5 separate regions of the Homo sapiens genome follow, and regions 1, 2, 4 and 5 are each linked to region 3. A link is a loop called in an ENCODE intact Hi-C map of the cell type or tissue named here. Cell type or tissue: B cell. All regions are shown on one strand. Region 1 has its middle 130 kb from the start of FOXN3-AS2. Region 2 overlaps FOXN3 (forkhead box N3). Region 3 has its middle 190 kb from the start of EFCAB11. Region 4 overlaps FOXN3 (forkhead box N3). Region 5 overlaps LOC107984635 (a long non-coding RNA gene).

Evidence for each region. A loop is a pair of places that touch in the nucleus more often than their neighbours do. Peaks named below come from ENCODE experiments on the same cell type or tissue, not always from the same donor. Only the 100,000 strongest peaks of a DNase experiment are listed, where the experiment ranks them.
Region 1: a loop joins it to region 3, with 4 times the contacts of the local background. A loop is called at or near these places in 6 of 110 quality-filtered maps.
Region 2: a loop joins it to region 3, with 11 times the contacts of the local background. A loop is called at or near these places in 2 of 110 quality-filtered maps.
Region 4: a loop joins it to region 3, with 5 times the contacts of the local background. A loop is called at or near these places in 2 of 110 quality-filtered maps.
Region 5: it touches region 3 in a loop (7-fold over the local background); 12 of 110 quality-filtered maps call a loop at or near these places.

The regions. Positions count from the first base shown.
Region 1 is chr14:89,700,136-89,704,135 of GRCh38, forward strand. No RefSeq gene overlaps it. Among named protein-coding and RNA genes, the nearest start is that of FOXN3-AS2, 130 kb to the left of the region's middle. RefSeq lists a silencer at 1,530-1,589. In B cell, no CTCF peak of the experiment used is centred here; a DNase peak (open chromatin) is centred at 1,596; H3K4me3 peaks cover 1,346 bases; H3K27ac peaks cover 1,082 bases.
Region 2 is chr14:89,382,044-89,386,043 of GRCh38, forward strand. All of the region lies in intron 2 of FOXN3 (forkhead box N3), which reads right to left. Among named protein-coding and RNA genes, the nearest start is that of FOXN3, 33 kb to the right of the region's middle. RefSeq lists enhancers at 1,729-1,848, 1,909-2,078, 2,089-2,288, 3,960-4,000. In B cell, no CTCF peak of the experiment used is centred here; a DNase peak (open chromatin) is centred at 2,168; H3K4me3 peaks cover 590 bases; H3K27ac peaks cover 2,668 bases.
Region 3 is chr14:89,766,002-89,770,001 of GRCh38, forward strand. No RefSeq gene overlaps it. Among named protein-coding and RNA genes, the nearest start is that of EFCAB11, 190 kb to the right of the region's middle. RefSeq lists enhancers at 1,182-1,451, 2,241-2,290. In B cell, CTCF peaks have their summits at 1,978 (motif pointing left) and 2,178; DNase peaks (open chromatin) are centred at 1,330 and 1,950; H3K4me3 peaks cover 403 bases; H3K27ac peaks cover 744 bases.
Region 4 is chr14:89,239,114-89,243,113 of GRCh38, forward strand. The region is part of intron 4 of FOXN3 (forkhead box N3); the gene reads right to left. Among named protein-coding and RNA genes, the nearest start is that of FOXN3-AS3, 110 kb to the right of the region's middle. In B cell, no CTCF peak of the experiment used is centred here; a DNase peak (open chromatin) is centred at 2,368.
Region 5 is chr14:89,428,805-89,432,804 of GRCh38, forward strand. It overlaps LOC107984635 (a long non-coding RNA gene), which reads left to right. Exons shown (of 2, transcript XR_001751025.2): 2 at 534-2,268. It also overlaps a transcript of FOXN3 not described here. Among named protein-coding and RNA genes, the nearest start is that of FOXN3-AS1, 13 kb to the left of the region's middle. RefSeq lists enhancers at 1-899, 3,309-3,862. In B cell, no CTCF peak of the experiment used is centred here; DNase peaks (open chromatin) are centred at 997, 2,067 and 2,800; H3K4me3 peaks cover 2,660 bases; H3K27ac peaks cover 4,000 bases.

The DNA.
Region 1 (4,000 bases), 66 kb before region 3:
GGTATACACAGTTTCATCGTTTTTTTCCCTCCATAGTGCTAAACATAAAACTATTCTGTTCAGACTTTTGGTTTAGCTTTCTGAATTTATCTTCTACCCTCCACCATGCAAATTAAAGGTTCTGTTTTGATACTGGGAAAAAATGATCTAAGATTAAGAGGACATTGTGTATATGTGTGTGTGTGTGTGTGTGTGTGTATAAATTAATTTTATATGATCACTTGTCCAAACACAATCACGTTTTCAAACTAAAAAGTGTGTCAAAGTGGTTTTAGAAGAAATTAAATAGTCTGGCAAGATGAAGAATAAAAAAGTTCCAAGTGAATGATCCTTTGGAGTGGAAAAAGGTTAGCTGTGAATATGCTTTTGAAATATACTACAGGGGATTCTCATCCCAAGATTATGGTCGTTCATGCCTCTAGGTTTAAGTGTTGCTCAATCAGCAAGGTGCTCAATTCACAGTGATTGCTGCGCATTTCCTTGTTGATCAAGAAAATGCAGAATCTCAGCGCAGACACATTTACCAGCACATTTACCATCAAAATGAATATAAGAAATAAGATTTTGATTTAAATTTTCCAGTTGCAGCAGATCGAGAAAAATATGTGCAGGAGAGGATTCCATTTGAAAAGCTCTGATTCAAATAAGTCCAAAGAGAATGCATCTCTATGTACCTAATGTTGCCTTCGAATTAGACAGTAAGCTTTTCTCGCTCAGAGCCCTTGTCAATTTGATTAAACTCACAAACATGTGACTGACTCCGCCTCTATTAAAAACACTCAAGCCAGAGAACGACTGAGAAGCGTGTGGCTTTGTCTTTGTGAGTGGGTCTTTTGGCCAAGCGATCATTACACTAGCTAAATGGGTGTACGGTTAAATTTAATACTCCACAACTGAATTCTCCAATCGCAGCTCACTGCAAAAAGTGATTTAGAATAATGCAAATTTGAGTCCAGAATCTAGAACACCCTTCCAGGCACGGAGGTTTTCCGTTTAAATGGCCCTCGGGAAATAACACTGATTTTCAAAGTCGTTTTAAAAGGCAGCTTTTGGCAGCTGCTATCTTTTGCATATTCTCTTTCCGAGATTAAAGAACCTTCAGGTGACAACACCTAGGGTAAAAGGATGGGACATCAGGCTGCAGACGTGCGTATGCGTGTGTGCACACGCGTGCAGTCTTGACTAGGTGTGGAAAAAAGGTCCGAAGAGATTCCAAAATCAAAAAAATTCCCTTGGCCTACTCCGGCCCCGAAGACCAACTCAGACCCCACCAGACAAACTGGAAAGTCTCCAAGCTCTCAGTCGCCCCAGTCGGCGGGGGAGTGAGTGGGGCCGACCGGCCTTGCGGCCCTGCCACCTTTCGGGGCGACTCGGTTTCTCCACTGACACCCCCGGGCGCGAGGTCTGGTCCATCCCGGAGTGGGAGCTAGGCAGGGACGCCACCTGGCAGCCCACTCTGGGCCCCTGGCCCGCGTTTCCCGCAGGCGCCGGCGGCGTCGGGCGCGGCCGCCGCGCTGCCATGGCAACGGCGGTCCGCCCCCCCCCCGCTTCCCGGCGCCGGCGCGCCAGCGGGGCGGGGCGGGGCGGGCGTTGCTAGGAAACCGGCGGCGGGCCGCCTCCGCGGCGCGGTCTCTCGGCTTCCACCCTTCACCTACTTCCCCTGCGGGGCCGGAGTGGGGGAGGGTCGGGGGAGGCCATCGGGAAGCCACGTGGTGGCCCGGGGCCTCGCGGCTCATTCTGCGTTGCGCCGTCCCTTCCAGGTCGAGTTGACGGCCTTTTCCCCCTTGGCGTACAAGTATTGAGTCCCGCGCCCTGGGAGGGAGACGGCGCTCAGCAAATTTAGATGAATGCAACGCTTCAACGTGGGCTCTCGACCTCTGGTCCCCCATCCCCTGCCGGCTCTATTAGGACAATGAAGTCCCCAAACTCCACTGGAGGGTTCTTCACCCACTCTTCTTCCCCTCCAAAGGAACCATCTCTTGAACTTCACGAAATCCAGGAGCAATGCTAAGCGTTTTGTATACATCACCTCATTTTCAATCCTGTGAGGTGGGAGCTGGGAACTTCATTTTAACAGGAATAAAATGTGGCCTACAGCTGGTTGGGGTGGAGCCAGGACTTGAAGTCCAGTTGTGCTTATTAACTTCAAGTGTCTGCCTTTTTATAATGCTCAAGTTCGTCCTCTCAGCTGCCTCTTGGCTAGCCCAGCATCCCCCTTTGCTGTCCAAACACCCACACCAGCCAGGACACACTGTCTGGAACATGGTCTGACAAGGGGATTAAAAACTTGAAATCAAGGTTGTCCAAAAAATCTGGGGCATACGGTTTATGTTGATGTATCATTGATAATTTACAGATGTCCCACTCTGTAATGTACTACCAGAATAACCACTTATGATCATCAAATTCTTAGGAAATGAAAATCCAAACCAAAGACAATTGACTCATGGTAGGTACTCCATTCTGGGCTTTAACATTTTTTTTTTTTTTTCTTGTAAACCATAGCTGTTCACTAAGTGTTTTTTTTTTTTTTTTTTTTTCTTTATTTCCTTGTCACTGACTTGAAGCTCGAGAGTGTATTTTCTACTAGGGAACTGTCTTGGGTTGCCAAGGATTTGCGTGCAAGCAATTTATTAAGGAAGAGCTTCCAGGAGAAACTAGAAAGGGAAGCAGAATAGGAAAGAAGCAGCCAAGCAAGGGAGCAATTTAAGGTGAAGTTCCAGCCCCAGCAAGATCCCCAGCTAGTTCTGGAGCATAAATTAGAATTTATCCCAACTTGAGGCAAGGGAGCTGGGGTTTTCATAACCCTGCACCAATTAGTCACTGGCTATAGTCTTTCCTGGAAAGGGTGGGGGGACAAAAATACCTAGCACTTCTGGTTCTGAGGTGAGTCTGGGTGAGTCTAGGCACTTAATTTAGACGCGTTAAGTGAGTCTAGGTGCTTAATACCTCTTCTGCAGTGAAGTGGCTCCTATAGATTAAGGGAAGGAAGTTCTCTGAAGGAAGGGGTATGAACCTTTAGGAGTAAACCACTTAGAAGCTGGGGCTAGGGGCAATGAACTGGAAAGGGGGATATGAAGGGATCTGGGCAGAGCACCAACAACACCCATGACAGTCCACCCCCTGCACCACTTAGATCCACATGTGCATTAGTTCGTTCTCAGGCTGCTATAAAGAAATACCTGAGGCTGCAAAATTTACAGAGAAAAGAGGTTTAATTGGCTCATGGCTCTGCAGGCTGTACAGGAAGTATGGTGGCCTCTGCTTAGCTTCTGGGGAGATCTCAAGAAACCTTCAATCATGGTGGGAAGTGAAAGAGAAGCAGGTACATCCTACATGGCCAGGGCAGGACCAAGGAAGAGAAGGGGAGATGCTACACACTTTTAAGCAACCAGATCTTGCCATAACTCACTCATGAGAACAGCACCAAAGGGGAAATCTATTCCCATAATCCAGTTACCTCCCACCAGGCCCCCACCTCCAACACTGGGGATTACAAATCCACATGGGATTTGGGTGTGGACACAAATCCAAACGATATCAACATGCTTCTCACGTCAGTTTCACTTCATCATGTCACAGCTTATTCAAAAAAGACAGACCATAGATAGCCCTTGCTGCTGCAGCTGGTCCTAAGACAATAACATATTCATCATCTGTATTAGTTCCTTCTCATGGTGCTAACCTGAGACTGGGTAATTTATGAAGAGGTTTAATTGACTCACAGTTCAGCATGGCTGGGGAAGCCTCAGGAAACTTACAATCATGGTGGAAGGGGAAGCAAAGACATCCTTCTTCACATGGCTGCTGGAAGAAGAATGAAAGCTGAGTGAAGGGGCAAGCCCCTTATAAAATCATCAGATCTCATGAGAACTCACTCACTATCACTTGAATAGCATGGGGGAAACCACGCCCATGATTCAGTTACCTCCCACGGGGTCCCTCCTGTGATACTTGGAGATTATGGGAACTACAATTCAAGATGAGATTTGGGTGGAGA
Region 2 (4,000 bases), 380 kb before region 3:
AACCCATTCATCACCTTGCCCCACTGCTTGTCAGACCAAATCCATTCTCCTCCCTATTCCCCTCGCCTCTAAGCAGACTTAAACCTAGATTCTTACTTCCCTTCCTTGTCTGCCTACCCTATGACCCCCACAGCTATCATCAGAGCCTGTGGGTTCTACCTCTGTGACAGTAGGTCTGGTGTCACCAAGTGTACACCTTGCTGCCAACCTAATTCCATCCTTCATTATAACCCGGCTGGACCGCTGACCCATCACTCTACTTCATTATACTTCAAATCCCACTCCCACACTCCATGCCTCTCCGTGCTCCAAGCCTTCAAATGTTCCCCAGTAGAGACACAAAACACCCTCACTTCCAAGCCTGAAAGTCAAGCCCTTCCCAACATGGCACCTTCCTATCTTTCTGGCCTTCTCTTATGCCAACCCATCTCTGTTCCCTCATGTTCTCCACTTCTACAAGTTTTCTCTCCAAATGCATCTATACTCATCTGCATTGGCTCAAGCCACTGTCCCTACCCCACCCACAAATGCCCTTTCAGGTGGGGCAGGAAGCACGTGGGTTTGGGAATAGGAAGGATCTGAGTTCAGATTCTGTTCTGCTCCTTCCTAGCTGTGTCACCTGTGATCGGTTACCTAATTGCCTCTCTGACCCTCAGTTTCCTCATCCATAAAATGGAACAATCATTGCCACTTTACAGAGTGTTGAGCTCTTTAGATAACATATGAAACCGCTTGGCAAAGAGGGGATGGTGTTTGAGGCACAGAAAACACAGACAAAAGCTTGGAGGTCTCCTTGATGATGACATGTACGTGAAAGGGACGGTGAAGAAACTCCCCAGCTGGAGGAAGTGCCCTCCTGGGTCCAAGACGGGAGAAGCAGTAGCAGGAGGCTCCCCAGCAGGGATCCACCCAACACCATTCCCTCGATACTCTATTGCTCAGAACACTCAAGCAGTTTTGTGTTTGGAGCACAGTTTTGGGTGGTGTTTTTTTTTTTTTTTTTTTTTTTTTCCTTTTTTGGCTAGAGTCAGTACCATCTGTGAATTACACTGCGGTAGCCAGGTTTTTTGATAATTTGAATAAGACCTCAGGGAGTCTGAACTAAACATATGTCCCTCAAAAATATAAAGTAATTCATATGCTTTCATCTATTAATTGGGAAAATGAGCTTTTATCAATGTCTAAATGTTCACGAACAGGCAGAGAAATGTCAGGTTCTACCACATGTGACACGGCAAAAAAGACATCTTCCAATGCATGAGGCTTCTCCAGGCAGACATGAAGAGGGACACACTAGCCTGATAGAGCAGGCAAAATGACGACAAAAATCAGAGGTGAGTGTATTGCACCAAATTAGGTTGGTGCAAAAATAATTGCAGTTTTTGCCATTACTTTCAATAGTTTCCCAGAGCTGCCATCACAAATTAACACAAACTTGGTGGCTTAAATCAACAGAAATTCTCTCACAGACCAGAAGTGTGAAATCAAGGAGCCGACAGGACCTGGGGAACATCCTTCCTTGCCTCCTCCTGGCTTCTGGCGGCCCCCGGCCGATCTTGGCACTCCCTGGCTCACCCCTGCATTGGTCCAGTCTCTTCCTGTGTCATCTTCCCCACGTATCTGTTTCCTTTCCTCTCCTCTCCTCTCCTCGTAAGGGACGCTAGTCAATGACTTCAGAGCCCACTCAAATCCATTCTGACCTCATCTTAACCAATTACATCTGCAAAAACCCTATTTTTATTTTTATGTATTCATTTTTTTTTTTGAGAAGAGTCTTGCTCTGTCGCCCAGGGTGGAGTGCAATGGTGCGATCTCAGCTGACTGCAAACTCTGCCTCCCAGGTTCAAGCAATTTTTGTGCCTCGGCCTCCCGAGTAGCTGGAATTACAGGTGCCCACCACCATGCCCAGCTAAAAAAAAAATGCTATTTTAAAATAATTAGGTCACTAAATAAGACTCCAGGTGGACATGAATTTGGTGGGGGGGGACATTTCAGCCCACTACAGTGATAACAGAGAACATCAGGGGATATGCTACAATCATTAGAGCTGAAAGAACCTCAAAGGTAACCTTTTCCACAGATGTTAAACAGACTTCTTCTCTGATGCCAGCCCCAAGGGACTGGTGGTGGCTTCTGAGAATGGTGCTCACAGAAGCAGCTGAGGATGACAGCTGTGGCCAGCGATGGATGGCTGCCCTGGGCGTGGCATGTGGGAGAGGAGATCAACTCCTCACCTCTGCGCCCACCAGCCTGCTTCACTGTGCTCACTTTGCAGATATAGAAACTAAGCCTGTGAAATGCTGAAGTGATAGTTCTACTTAGTGGAAGAATCAGGACCAGAACCCAAGTCTCCTGAGTCTGCATCTGACAACCAGCTCTTCTAATACGTACCAGGAACATACAATTCTGAGTCACAGACAAGCTACTTACTATGGGCAGACACTAAAAAACAACTAATGACTTTCATTCATATAACATGGTTTCATCCACTTGGAAAACTGTTTTTGTAATCTAGATTAAAAAAAACTTCCTTTCTTCAACAAACATCAGCCCCACACCTACCACAATACCAGGAATGAGTCCTAGGAATACCTCATCTAGTTGTAAAAATATATATATAAAGCAATACAGAGATGCAGAGATAAAAATAAGCCCTGTCTTATGGTTCCACTGAGAAGAGGGACATGACCCAGCCTGAGCAGGGAGAATCATGGCAGACTTCTTGGAGGCGATGATGGCTGTCAAAGTCTACAGGATGAACAGGCCTTAGCTAGGGGCAGAGAAGGATAAGGTCATGACTAATGGCAGGAACAACAGCCTTGATGGCTCTCTGAACTGGAGCTAAGGTTGCTGTACGTGTTGTAAATTACATGGTTTTATATCCCATGGAGAAACAGCCTTACAATGAAATCTTTTTATAAACTTGCACCTGGAGATTATGTCTCTCCCCTAAGTCGGCATCTTACCAGGGAAGGAGAATTATGGAATCTGCCGAGTTTCCATTTTTGCCTTGGCTGTCAGGCACTCAATCACAACAAATATATTAGGTCAAGAATTTGGAATATTTGCTTTCCCCTCTCTCTACTGCATTTGTCTATTTTCAATTTTTACCTTAGCGACCTGATTGTGACCTATATGTCTTATGGCAAGCCCTATGAAAAGGAAGTGGGGTATAAATTATAAATGTGCCAATAAAGAATACTGGCTAATACCTACATAAACATGCTAATAAAGAATATTGGCCAATATCTATAGAGAGGGTCCGGGAGGTCTAAAATCTATAACCCTATCACCTTGAGCCTAAGTTAAGATGCCACATGGCCCATCTTTTTCAAAAGTCCAAACCCATCAACTTCAGAGAGGAAAAGGCTTAATTAATTATAGGTAAAGCCATCCGTGTCCTGAGGCAGATGAGACCAATTTCTCTCTGAATAACAAAAGCTGAGGCAAACATTTAAAAAAAAAAAAAAAAAAAAAAGGAGGGCTGGGTGCCATGGTTCACGCCTGTAATCCCAGCAGTTTGGGAGGCAGAGGCAGATGGATCACCTGAGGTCGGGAGTTCAAGGCCAGCCTGACCAACATGGAGAAACCCTGTCTCTACTAAAAATACAAAATTAGCCAGGCATGGTGGCACATGCCTGTAATCCCAGCTACCTGGGAGGCTGAGGCAGGAGAATTGCTTGAACCCAGGACGCGGAGGCTGTGGTGAGCCAAGATCATGCCATTGCATTCCAGCCTGGGCAACAAAAGTGAAACTCTGTCTCAAAAAACAAGGAGTTGGCTAACGTTCTCTCAGGCCTCTTACTGTGAGTGTACATGAGAGGGAGAAAAAAGCAAAAGAGGAGAACAAGATGAGAACTACTTACGTAACTGAGGTGTCAAGATACTGGCTGAAGGCCATCCTCACAAAGACTCACTTCTACTCACTGAGAGAATAAAAGAATTGCAGATTCAGACTCACAACGGTTCTACTCTCCAACAACTGAAAACTTGATCTCTC
Region 3 (4,000 bases):
CATTGCATCCCTACCAGAGGAAGGATAGTAGGAGAAGAAGGGCATGGTCACACTGAGCTGCAAGGGAGGTTGGTGGCCATGTGCCCAGTTATTCATAAAATTTGGGAGCTCTAGTACCAAGGCAGAAGGGAAGAACAGGCATTGGGGGCCATCCACAGCTTCTGCCACACCTGCCTCCCCTACTCCAGACACCTGGCATCACCTCTACCCTTCATCTGCCACCTCACCCCCGCTCTGGAGCTGACCGACTCCCACACAGAGCAGTCAGTGAGTTAATGTCCATGGTCATGCTGTAGGACTGCTGCTTGGCACTTCTGTGCCTGCATACCAGAGAATTGTACTTCTGAATCAGTTTCCCTCCCAGCACCCCTCTTCCATGATGGCGGCCTGTCCAGCTCTTGCCAGTGCCCTCTCTATGGAGTCTAGTCTCTCTCTGTCATGCCCTCAATCTCTCCAGACACTGGCTGGGGCCCTTTTCTGATGGACCCACCACCCAGATCCCAGTATCAGGCCACCCAGCTTTCAGGGTCACTTCCTGCCTAGATCTTTGCCTCACCTCTCTCTACCTCTTCACTGAGTTGCTCAAACTACACCTGAACTTGACATGCTTATTAGCTTCTCACCAATGATGACAGTGAGCAAAGTCTTTTTTTTCCTGGAAAGGACTAATTCCAAAAAACCATAATTCTTAGGAGCTATGTATTTTTCTTTCAAAATAAGAACTTGAATCCCAAGAGAAAATGTACACCCTTGTAGTTTAGATCACAAGGGCATGACTTGTCAACTCAGAGAGTGGCCTACAGCCTTGGTTCCATCTCTTGCTAGCTGTGGGACTTAGGCATATAACTTACCATCTCCGAGCTCTGGGTTCCACAACTGGAAAACTATCCTAAGCACAGCACCTACCTTTCAGCACTATAAGGAAGATTATGGAAGATTAAATGAGGTACACTGCCCGGTGCATGGCAAGCACAAAGTAAAGTTACTTATAATAATAATTGATTTATAATAACATGAATTTTAAATATCAGTAAATTGGCACTGATTTTTTAGTTGCTAAAATGTTACTGCCTGGGCTTTTGTGAGAAGTAGTTCAGTGCAGTCAGCGTTTCAATTTTTCATTCTGAAATCTTGTCTAACTCCTTACTTCCTCCTTTCCCTGGTGGACTCAAGCAGTGGAGGTCCCAGTGTGCCTTACACCTGAGGAGGTGTGGTGTGTACATCAAAATCAAGCCTGCTTCCTTTTGGTAAATAGTTACACCACACCAGGCGAGGGCCTGCCTACTCCAGTGTGGCCGATGTATTTTTCCAAACCCATAATCAACCCAGAGATCATTGGCCCAACCACATCTGCTGCCCTTGATATTACATCTTGGAGTGGCAGTTGAGGGCCTGGCCAAGTAGAGAACTTGTCTTTTGGGGATGAAGTAGCATTCTCCCCCAACTCTCACTTTCTTTTCTACACGTGGATTTCTTTCTGAGTCTCATTTTATCTTTGTCTTTTTGGCTTTCTTTGTCTACACAATTGTTTTATTTATTTATTTGCCCCATCCCCCTACTTTTTTTGCAATGGGGTCTCTATGTTGCCCAGAAGCATCTGGAACACCTGGGCTCAAGCGATCCTCCCATCTCAGCCTCCCAAGTAGCTGGGACTACAGGCCCGAGTTACCACATGCAGCCCCACGATTGTTCCTTTTTACATATTAAATAACCTATGCTTAATTTAGAAAATGCAAAAAATGAAAAGATGGGGAAAAAAACCAAACACGTAACTCCTGCACCTTGGTGTGTACCCATCCAGAACACTACACATGCACACAATTTTTGTTTTCTCGGAAATAAAATCATATGAGCTAGACCAGTGGTTCTCAATCAGGGTGATTTTTCCCCCACAGAAGACATTCAGCAATGTCTGCAGACATTTTAGGTTGTCAAAACTGGGGCAGGTGGTGATACTGGCATCTAGTGGTTGAGGCCAGAGATACTGCTAAACATCCTAAAACGCACAGGCCAGCCCTCAACAACAACAAATTACCTAGCCCCAAATGTCAAAAGGCCCAAGGTTAGGAAACTCTGGTCTAGACCACGGTTAAGCAAACTACTGCCCTCCTGGTTGGCTACCTGTTTTTATAAATAAAGTTTTATTAGAACACGGAGATGTCCATTCATTTCTATGTCATCTATGGCTGCTTTGACTTACAACGCAAGTGAGCAGTTGTAACAGAAACTGTGTGGTCACAAGTCCTAAAATAAATATGAGCCACATATGAAATTTCAAGTTTTTCTAGTAGCCACATTTTTTTAAAGTACAAAAAAAGCAGGGGAAATTAATGTTAGTAATATGCCCCAAATATTATCATTTCAACCTTGAATCAACATAAAAATTAATGAAATATTGTTATATTCTTTTATTTCCATATTAAGTCTTCACTTACAGCACTTCTCAATTCAGACTAGTCACATTTTTTTTTTTTTTTTTGAGACGGAGTTTTGCTCTCATTGCCCAGGCTAGAGTGCAGTGGCACAATCTCAGCTTACCACAACCTCCTCCTCTCAGGTTCAAGCGATTCTCCTGCCTCAGCCTCCCGAGTAGCTGGGATTACAGGCACGTGCCACCACGCCCGGCTAATTTTGTATTTTTAGTAGAGACTGGGTTTCTCCATGTTGGTCAGGCTGGTCTCGAATTCCGACCTTAGGTGGTCCACCCACCTCAGCCTCCCAAAGTGCTGGGATTATAGGCATGAGCCACTGTGCCTGGCCCAGACTAGTCACATTTTAAGTGCTCACGTTGCTGGTGGCTATTGTATTACACAATGCAGGTCTACACTGCATTTTTCACTAAACTGCTTTTTTAAATTATTTTACTTTTAATTTTATTTTATATATATTTTTGAGACGAAGTTTCACTCTTGTCACCCAGGCTGGAGGGCAGTGGCGCGATCTCGGCTCACCACAATCTCTGCCTCCTGGGTTCAAATGATTCTCCTGCCTCAGCCGCCCTAGCAGCTGGAACTACAGGTGCATACCACCACACCCGGCTAATTTTTTTTTTATTTTTAGTAAAGACAGGGTTTCACTACGTTGGCCAGGCTGGTCTCGAACTCCTGACCTCAAGTGGTCCCCCTGCCTCGGCTTCCCAAAGTGCTGGGATTATAGGTGTGAGCCACTGTGCCCTGCCACTAAAAAAAAAAAGTGCTGCTTTTTTTACTTAATGGAAATAAAAGTCTTCTCATGTCCACCATATATTTTTATATCTCTTTTAAAGCGTTCAACTTTTTTAAAAGATTCCAATTTTCTGGATGTTTATATTGCTTCTGAGTTTCACAATTATGAACGATTCTGCCACGAACATTCTTAGATAAAGCTTTTTCACCTCATCTGTAATTATTTCCTTAGGATAAACTCCCAGATGTGCGTCAAAGAGCAAAGAAACATTTTTAAGGGTTTTGAAATATATATATTTTTAAGAATAATACCTTCCCTACAAGATGATTACAAGAATTACGTTAGTACATGTAAATCAATTTTATTAATTCAAGTAAGGTCAATAAAACTTAAAATAGTAGGCTGGGCACAGTGGCTCACACCTGTAATCCCAGCACTTTGGGAGACAGAAGTGGGCAGATGACGAGGTCAGGAGATTGAGACCATCCTGGCTAACACGGTGAAACCCCGTCTCTATTAAAAATACAAAAAATTAGCCAGGTGTGGTGGCAGACGCCTGTAGTCCCAGCTACTCGGGAGGCTGAGGCAGGAGAATGGCATGAACCCAGGAGGCGGAGATTGCAGTGAGCCGAGATTGCGCCACCGCACTCCAGCCTGAGTGACAGAGCGAGACTCCCTCTAAAAAAAAACAAAACAAAAAAAAAACAAAAAAAACTTAAAATAGTAGAACCTGGCACATAAAGGCACTCTATAAATACCATCTATTATTGGTATCAGTATTGCTCCTGAATTTATCTCCAGCACTGTGGTTCTAATTATACTTCCACTAACAATG
Region 4 (4,000 bases), 530 kb before region 3:
CTTCCCTCAGAGCTTTTTCAGCAAGGAGCAGAGAGTGTTTCCTGTCAAGCCAGCGGAACCACAAGAGCTGAATTGGTATCTCCAAGCAGGCAATTTTCCTAGTTGTAAATAACCAGCAGTTTTGTGGGAATCAATTAGGAGGTTCCCATCTCTTCTTTGGAAGTCTTATTTCAGCCATCCATCTTCCTTTGTTAATTTCGTAAGCGGGGTTTAAGAGATCCAGAGAGAAAGATCTATTTTCTGTCCCTCAGATTTCTTGGAGGGGGGAGGAGCGGTTTTTACATCTTTCCCATTTAGAATTCAAGTAGAGTACTTTCAAGTCACTCTCCCTTTTCAAGGCCAGGAAACTGCATGGGATTTATGTACTATGTCTAGCAACAGAGGTGCAAGGCCTGAAAGAAAATTATAGAGTCACAAGGCAAATGAAATAGACATAGGTGCAAAGAAGCTTTTATTGCAAAGATGCAGATGGCCTGCACACCAAATTGCATCCTTTGGAGCGGGTTCCTGAAGTCAAAGTCCAATATAACATGGTTGCCGCATTAACCAATTGTTCAGTCTTAGCCCATGCCTCTACTGTCAATCGTTTTATTTATGGTGATGATAATAACAGTCATATCAATGATACTAATATTAGAAGCTACCAATTATTGAAAACCAATCATGTGCTAGCTACTTTAAATATATGGTTCTTCTATTGCTCACAACCACCTTGCAACACCAGTCTTATGATCCTATTTTCTAAATGAGGAGACTGAGACCCAGAGAAGGTCACATGACCCATGAATTCTGGAGCCAAGAGGGTCTGCACCCAAGTTTATGTCTGGAAGACCAGTGGTTGTAAAGACAATCTTGTCCCACAAGGCCATGCTCTCCCTCTTGTTCATCCAGCAGTGACTGGTCAAAGCTCCACTCTGTGTGGAGCAGACACATCCCTTTACTAAGTATCAAAAAGATAAGTACAGAATGAGCCTTGCTGAAAACTTGCCATGGCCACACCTCAAAAACATGGAGAAGGGCCTTTTACTGGGTACCCAGACTTCTCGATGGACACACGATGGGTCTCAGCAAACCTCCAATCAGATCACTTTCCCCAGAACTGACCAGCACTTGGATCATTATCTCTTTGGAAAATATGATGTAACAAGAAAAAGCAATTCAATAGGAAAAAAAAAAAATGAGCATGGGGCATGAACAGAAACTACACAGAAAAAGAAATACAAATGGACTTCCTTTCCAGTTAAGGAAATAAATAACAACAGAATATCACTTTTAACCAATAGTGAAGACATGTGTGCAAAGATACATGCAGGAGTATTCACTGCAACACTGTTTGTATAATGCCCACTACCAGTGGTGGCTTGAATACATCTGGTACAACCATACAGTGAAATACTCTGACATCAATAACAAGGATGAATAAATCTGTATGCACTGATACAGAGAAAGCTACATGATAAAAAAAAGTCAGGATAATGCACATGGCCTGTGCCCATCTGTGTAAACATCCACACACATCCAGGGCTGTGTAAAGGCATCAGCTGTCAAATGATACAGAGGAAACTGGTCATCGTGGTTACCTCCGGGGAGGAGGTTAGGAAGCTGTACTTCCTTGACAAGAGAATGCCGTACTTTTCACTATATATCTTTTGGTATAATGTTTTTTATTACTATTTTTTTAAACAACATACTAAAAAGAAAAGGAGAAAGGGCCTGAGTGGAGCAGTAACCTGCCTGGGGTCCCACGAATGGCCCAGGGGTAGGGCCGGGCCTGGCTCCCAGGACTCCCAGCCCAGGGTTCTTTCCACTGCAGCAGCATGTGTATAGACAGTTTGATTTTATTCCCTCTACGCCTCACTCAATACTTGCCACCCACAATAATCACTCTTGGAAAAACTGCACCCACTTCCCAGTGATTTTATTAGTTAGCAGTGACTCTGACAAGCCTCCATTTTCCAATTAGCGCTACCCCCCATATCACTGACACTGGCATCCTCTGAGTGACATGTAGTGGCTGAGCCAGACACTCCCTAACCAAAGTGACACAACGGCATTGCTCTTCGATGGCCTATGGCTCCAAGTGCAACCCAAACGTTTAGACCGATTTTAGATTTCTGTATAGATAGCTCATGCCAAGCTTAAGTTCACACGAATGTTCACAAATATTACTTGGCCTGTAAATTATTCCCAGCAAATTTTCCATTTCAGGCCAACTTCTACTCAGCCACTTCCCTATTAACTATCTACTGCTCTCTGTGCATGCTCATGAGGTGGCCACCGTGAGCTTGTGAAAATTCAACCCAAAGCCACCATGGTGGCTGAATGAGACAGACACACGTGGGTTCTGCATTTTGGGCTCAGCCAGCATCAGTGACCCAGCTTCCTCCTTTCTGGCTGTGTGACATCAGGTGATACACTTACCTTCCAATCTCAGTTTCCTCCTATGTAAAGCGGAGTGCCTCAGGAAAGAACCAGAAAGCCTGCTGGTTCTGTGGAAACAGTAACTGGAGTTGTTCATACCAATGATTCCTTTTCTCCCACTAGGCAACAGACAGTTGATTATAAATAGTTTTTTGGGATTCTCTTCAGAATCCCACGCTCCTGCCCTCAGTGTCAAGGCTCTGGGATACAGCACGTGGAACCCTGGAGAAGCATGAGAAGTTGCCACTGGAGGCTAGATAAGAATCTGGAGTCTCTGTCTCTCTCAAGAAAACAGAAAATGGGGCTCTGTTTGGGGTGTCTATCCCACTCGCAATGGGGGGCCTCTTCCCCTCGGAGCTCTGCCTCTCCCCACCCATGGAGAAAGCCCCTGGCTACCACGTTTTTTCTCCATGCTGCTGCTCCCCCGGACAAGGCGTCAGGACCAGGTAGGTCACATGCTTTCAGTGACTCCATTCACAGAACTTCTGTTGCTCCTGGGAAGTGGGCACTGGAACTGAAAGACAGCCAGGCCACCTGAGCTATTCTCTTCCATGGAGGATATTTGGCTTGAATGCCACAAGGTGACCACTGATCATCCTGCACATGGCATTAGAGAAAACAAAGAGAACACAGAAAGTGACAGAGAGAAGGTACGAGTGGTGCCCGCGTTCCTGGCAGCCTTCCAGGTTCCAGTCTTGATGACCGCCAGCTATTATACATGCTTGGCCTTGGGGTCCTGAGAGACCCACAGTACTTCCTCCAATAGATTCCCTGCCCTCATATATATATATATGCATTTCTTCCTAAACTTGTTGCTTTCTGTTACTTGCAACCAAAAGAAGCCTAAAATATTCTGATTCCTATCTGTATAAATCTCCATCAGTATTTGAGAATGGCCTGAAGGTGGCACTTTCCATTCTGAGACAAAGAATTACTATAAAAATGCTGAATTTGTGGCATTACCTTTATTTTGCCTGATTGCATTACTCAAACAGAAAGAGCTATGAATAATAATAATAATAACGATACCACTAAAGTAAAATATTTGACACTCACAAGATTAAAAGCTGAATACAGTAATCTTCTCATAATCATCACGGGATATGCAGCACTTAATCAACAATTACACTGGGAAAATGCCCGCGACTTAATGCTTAAGTACCGGGAAAAGGCAAAGGAGAAAAGTAGGAAATCAATGCAAGGGGAGCAAGAAGTGTATCCAATCTAAATACTGCATGTATTATGATAACAGAGTTCTACATTTTCCTATCAAGGCTATGCAGAAAAATAATAAAAACAATCCAAGAATACACACCCCAAACCAAAACACTCTCGTGAAAGAGCTATTTTTAAAAATCACTTAGAATATTCATCTGATGGTGACACAGTCCATTAATCGGGGTGCTTATTTTTTCTTAACAGCTTTATTAAGGTGTAATTTACACATTCTTTATGCCCAAGTTTCTTCCCCGAGTCCTGCCCCCTGATGGGAGACGGAAGTGGAATGGCCCATGCAGGAAGCCAGAGCCTGGTGGAATAAGAGGCAGCAGTGTGGCCGACGCAGGGAGGAGAGAAGACA
Region 5 (4,000 bases), 340 kb before region 3:
CGAGTGCCTGCAGAGGCTACCTGAGGACCAAGGTGGGCATGCCACGGTGTCCTGGACTTCTGGATGGAGGCCAGTCCCAGGGAGTGAATGGCAGAGCTCTCCGGAGGCTGCCCAGGCCAGGTTCAATGGGAGGGATGAACTTCATGACATCCGTTCCAAAGAAATCCCACCTGCTACTGGCATGCCTAGGCTTGTCTTCCCCACATACCAGCCTCCCAGGCATGTCTCCAAGGGCTCAGTGAGGAGGCAGCTGCAACAGTTCGCTTTCTCTTAATGATTTGGAGTTGGGAGGCACAGAGATGGGGAAGAGGTAATGACCATTCCCAGTGATCCTGGACCTCCGTGTTGGCTGCGACCTTGAAAAGTCATGCTGTCAACCCCTTTGTAGAAAAAATGCAGTTTTCTTTGTCCGTGGAAATCTGGCCTCGCAGATTTATTTGCTGTAGCAAGTTTCTTTACCCTCATCACACTGATACTCAGAATTGAAACAGTTCAAACCTACCCTGAAACATCCTTCTCCCTCCAAATTCCAGTGACATCCTCGGTCTAAAACGCCTGGCACCATGTGGGAGCCTGGCTCCGCTGCCTCTCAACGCACTGGCTTGCTTTTTGCTTTTGAGTAGCTTGAATATCAAACCAAGCACAAAGGGAATCATACCCAGGAGTTGCTGGAAAAAGCTCATTTCATCCACCTCATTCCCCCATTCTCTCTGGCAGACACAACTGATTTTTTTTTTTTTGAAGCCTGAAAAACTTCTCATTTAAACTTGGGGTGCAAAAGGCATGTGAAGTGGGAGAGTTGCTGCCTGGACCAGCGAAGGGTTAGCCAGGGAAGGATTCAACGAAATACAAAAGCCAACACAGACCTGAAGGGGAACAGGCGGCCCCAGCAACAACTGCCAAACTGTCATTTTGCTCCGCGGCTGAACAGAAGGCTCGAGTAATGACAACCACAAAACTCATTTAAAGTCTGAAAAGGTGACTAATGAGCTCATTCATGCTGGCTATAAATTATTCACTACAACACTGATCCCACTCAAGACAAACAGTAAAGTAAACTTTAAACACAGACATCGCTGGCCTTCCAAAGTGGAACAAGTTATGCCTGTAAAAGTTTTCACAATGAGAGAGATACTTGTCTCCCCCTTGTCTATTGTCACATTCGTTCTTCTGTTTACTTTTTTTTACTGCCTTTAATCAAGTTTAAGCAGACACAGCTGTTACACATTTATTTCTCTGAGTTTTTTTCCATTAGTTATTACAAGCAATCATGATGCTCTAAAAATAGCAGCAAATTATATTCTCTAGAAATTGAAGGCTGACCTTAAAATGAAGCCCAGGTCTTCAGAAAGAATATTCATATGCACATGTTGGATAAATGACAACAATGCACAAAGGCAAAATAAAAGTACAAAGCTTTTTCCACTCTTTGAGAGGTTTTTGATTTGCTTCCAAATTTCCTTTGGTTCTGGTGGAAACAGGTTGCTTCAAAACCTTACCATACAGAACCTGCTTCCAGTGGTCATGATTCCAGTTTGAAGGATTTTCCTTCAAACTTACAATCTTAAGGCAATCAAAGAAGAAATGTTTCATTTAGGCTTTTTCAGCACAGATAAACACAGCAGCAGGTTGCTGAAAACCCACCACATTGCTGCAGACTACTTTCGGTTTCCTGTTTAATATTAAATAAAGAATTTTAGCTCTTCTGTTTTTATAAACTGTGCTATTTGCTACTACTGTCACTACTAAAAGCATTATGACTGGGTGGATAAGTAGTCCTATGATTTTCAAGCCTTCTTTTTTCTTTAATCTTAGTATCTATTTTGAAGACATCGCGAGAGTTAAGAGTCTCAAATCTGTTTAATTGATTTTTTTATTTTTAAAAGGCCCAAATAAGTACTTCCGTTAGCTCTTAGATCTCTGAACATTATGTATTTTTAAACCACTTTGAATACTTTGAAAAGGGCCACAGAAAACACTCATATTCAAATACCACCAGACGGAGGTTCTGCCTAACCAAAAGTAAAAGCAGAAAAGTTTAAAGCTGAATTGTGCCCTGCACACACCTTGAGATTGTAGGGGTGAAATGAATGGTCTTGGGCCGGGGATCTTGCTAAAGGCATGATAAATCATGCGTTGCAGGCAAATTAAGACCCAGGCTCTAACTTGAACCTCAGACTGTGCCAAACTCCATCTCCATTTAAGGAAAATGGTTTTCTCAGTTTCTTGCACATGACCTAAAGGCTTGTCCAGTCATTTCCGTTGTCTGAAATGCAAAGCAATCTTTCTTTTTTAAGTAGAGAAAGAAGAGTCCTGAAATATTTATAGGAAAGTGCTTCACTACCTACTGACAGCAATGTGGTTGGTCTCTACGTGTTTAGCACATTTTTTTTTGTTTGCTTGTTTCTTTGAGACAGAGTCTCTCTCTCTCTCCCAGGCTGGATGGAGTGCAGTGTTGTGATTTCAGCTCACTGCAACTTCTTCAGCTTCACTTGAACCGGGTTCAAGTGATTCTCCTGCCTTAGCCTCCCAAGTAACTGGGATGACAGGCGCCCACCACCACACCCGGCTAATTTTTGTATTTTTGGTAGAGACAGGGTTTCACCATGTTGGCCAGGCCGGTCTTGAACTCCTGACCTCAGGTGATCCACCCGCCTCGGCCTCCCAAAGTGCTGGGATTACAGGCATGGGCCACTGCGCCTGGCCAGCATGTTTTTTATCCATGTTTCTGTAGCTAGTCAAAAGCCATTCTTTTGACCCTCTGTGCAAGAGTTCTTGCAGCTGTTTGTTTTTGTTTTTTTATTTTGTTTCGATATGTTTTATTTTTTTAGAGCAGTTTAAGGTTCACAGCAAACTTGAGTGGGAGGTACAGAGATTTCTCATTATCCACTGCCCCAACACAAGCATAGTGCTGTGGTTGTTGTTTTGAGAAAGAATTTCACTCCTGTTGCCCAGGCTGGAGTGCAATGGCACAATCTTGGCTCACTGCAACCTCCACCTCCTGGGTTCAAGCAATTCTCCTGCCTCAGCCTCCCGAGTAGCTTGGATTACAGGCGCCCGCCACCACGTCCAGCTAATTTTTGTATTTTTAGTACAGACGGGGTTTCACCATGTTGGTCAGGCTGGTCTCAAACTCCTGACCTCAGGTGATCCGCCTGCCTCGGCCTCCCAAAGTGCTGGGATTACAGGCGTGAGCCACCACGCCCGGCTGTGTTGTTGCTTTTTTATAATCAAACAATATGTGATGTAAAAACCCAATTCCAACCAAAGAAATAGGAAAATCATAAAGAACATCGCATTGCAGTCTCTGCTGCTCCACAACTCGCCACTAACTGGATCCCTGTCACCTCTCTGTGGAAGGGTATAAAGGAAATATTGGTTTGAAACTAAGCCAAATGTCCCATCTTTTCCTAGCAATGTGTCTTGCAGGCAGACTCCACCTCTCCATTTATGGGTGGGAGACCTGGAATGTCCAGTGACGGCCCTAACACCACCCTGCTCCTAATTTTCCTAGGAAGGACCAAAGGTGATGTCAATTTTGCCTTGAGGACATTCAAGGCGCTTGAACAACAGGAGTCAAAACAATGAACACCAAGTACCCAATGACTGCGATCCAAAGGATTATAAAACATGCATAACAACAAAAGCTTCCTGCAGGCCAGGCACCGTGCCAAGAGCTTTACCTGCATTATTTATTCCATCTTTCCACCACCCTTACAGGATAGGTGCTGTCATCCTCATTTACAGATGAGGACACCAAGGCTTCAAGAAGCTCACTCATTTGCCAGAAGTGAAATGCAAACTTAAAGATCCCCATGTCCCTCTGGCCTGCACAGCCCCACCGCCTTGACCACTGCTCTCACCTGTCTATTGCTATTCTCCAAGATCTCATTTCCAAGATCACAGAATGTAACTTTCTGCTGGTCATCTCTACCTCTTAGGCTTCTTCTTCACAGTTTTGGGGTTTTTGGGAGGGAGTTTTTGTTTTGTTTTGTGGCAT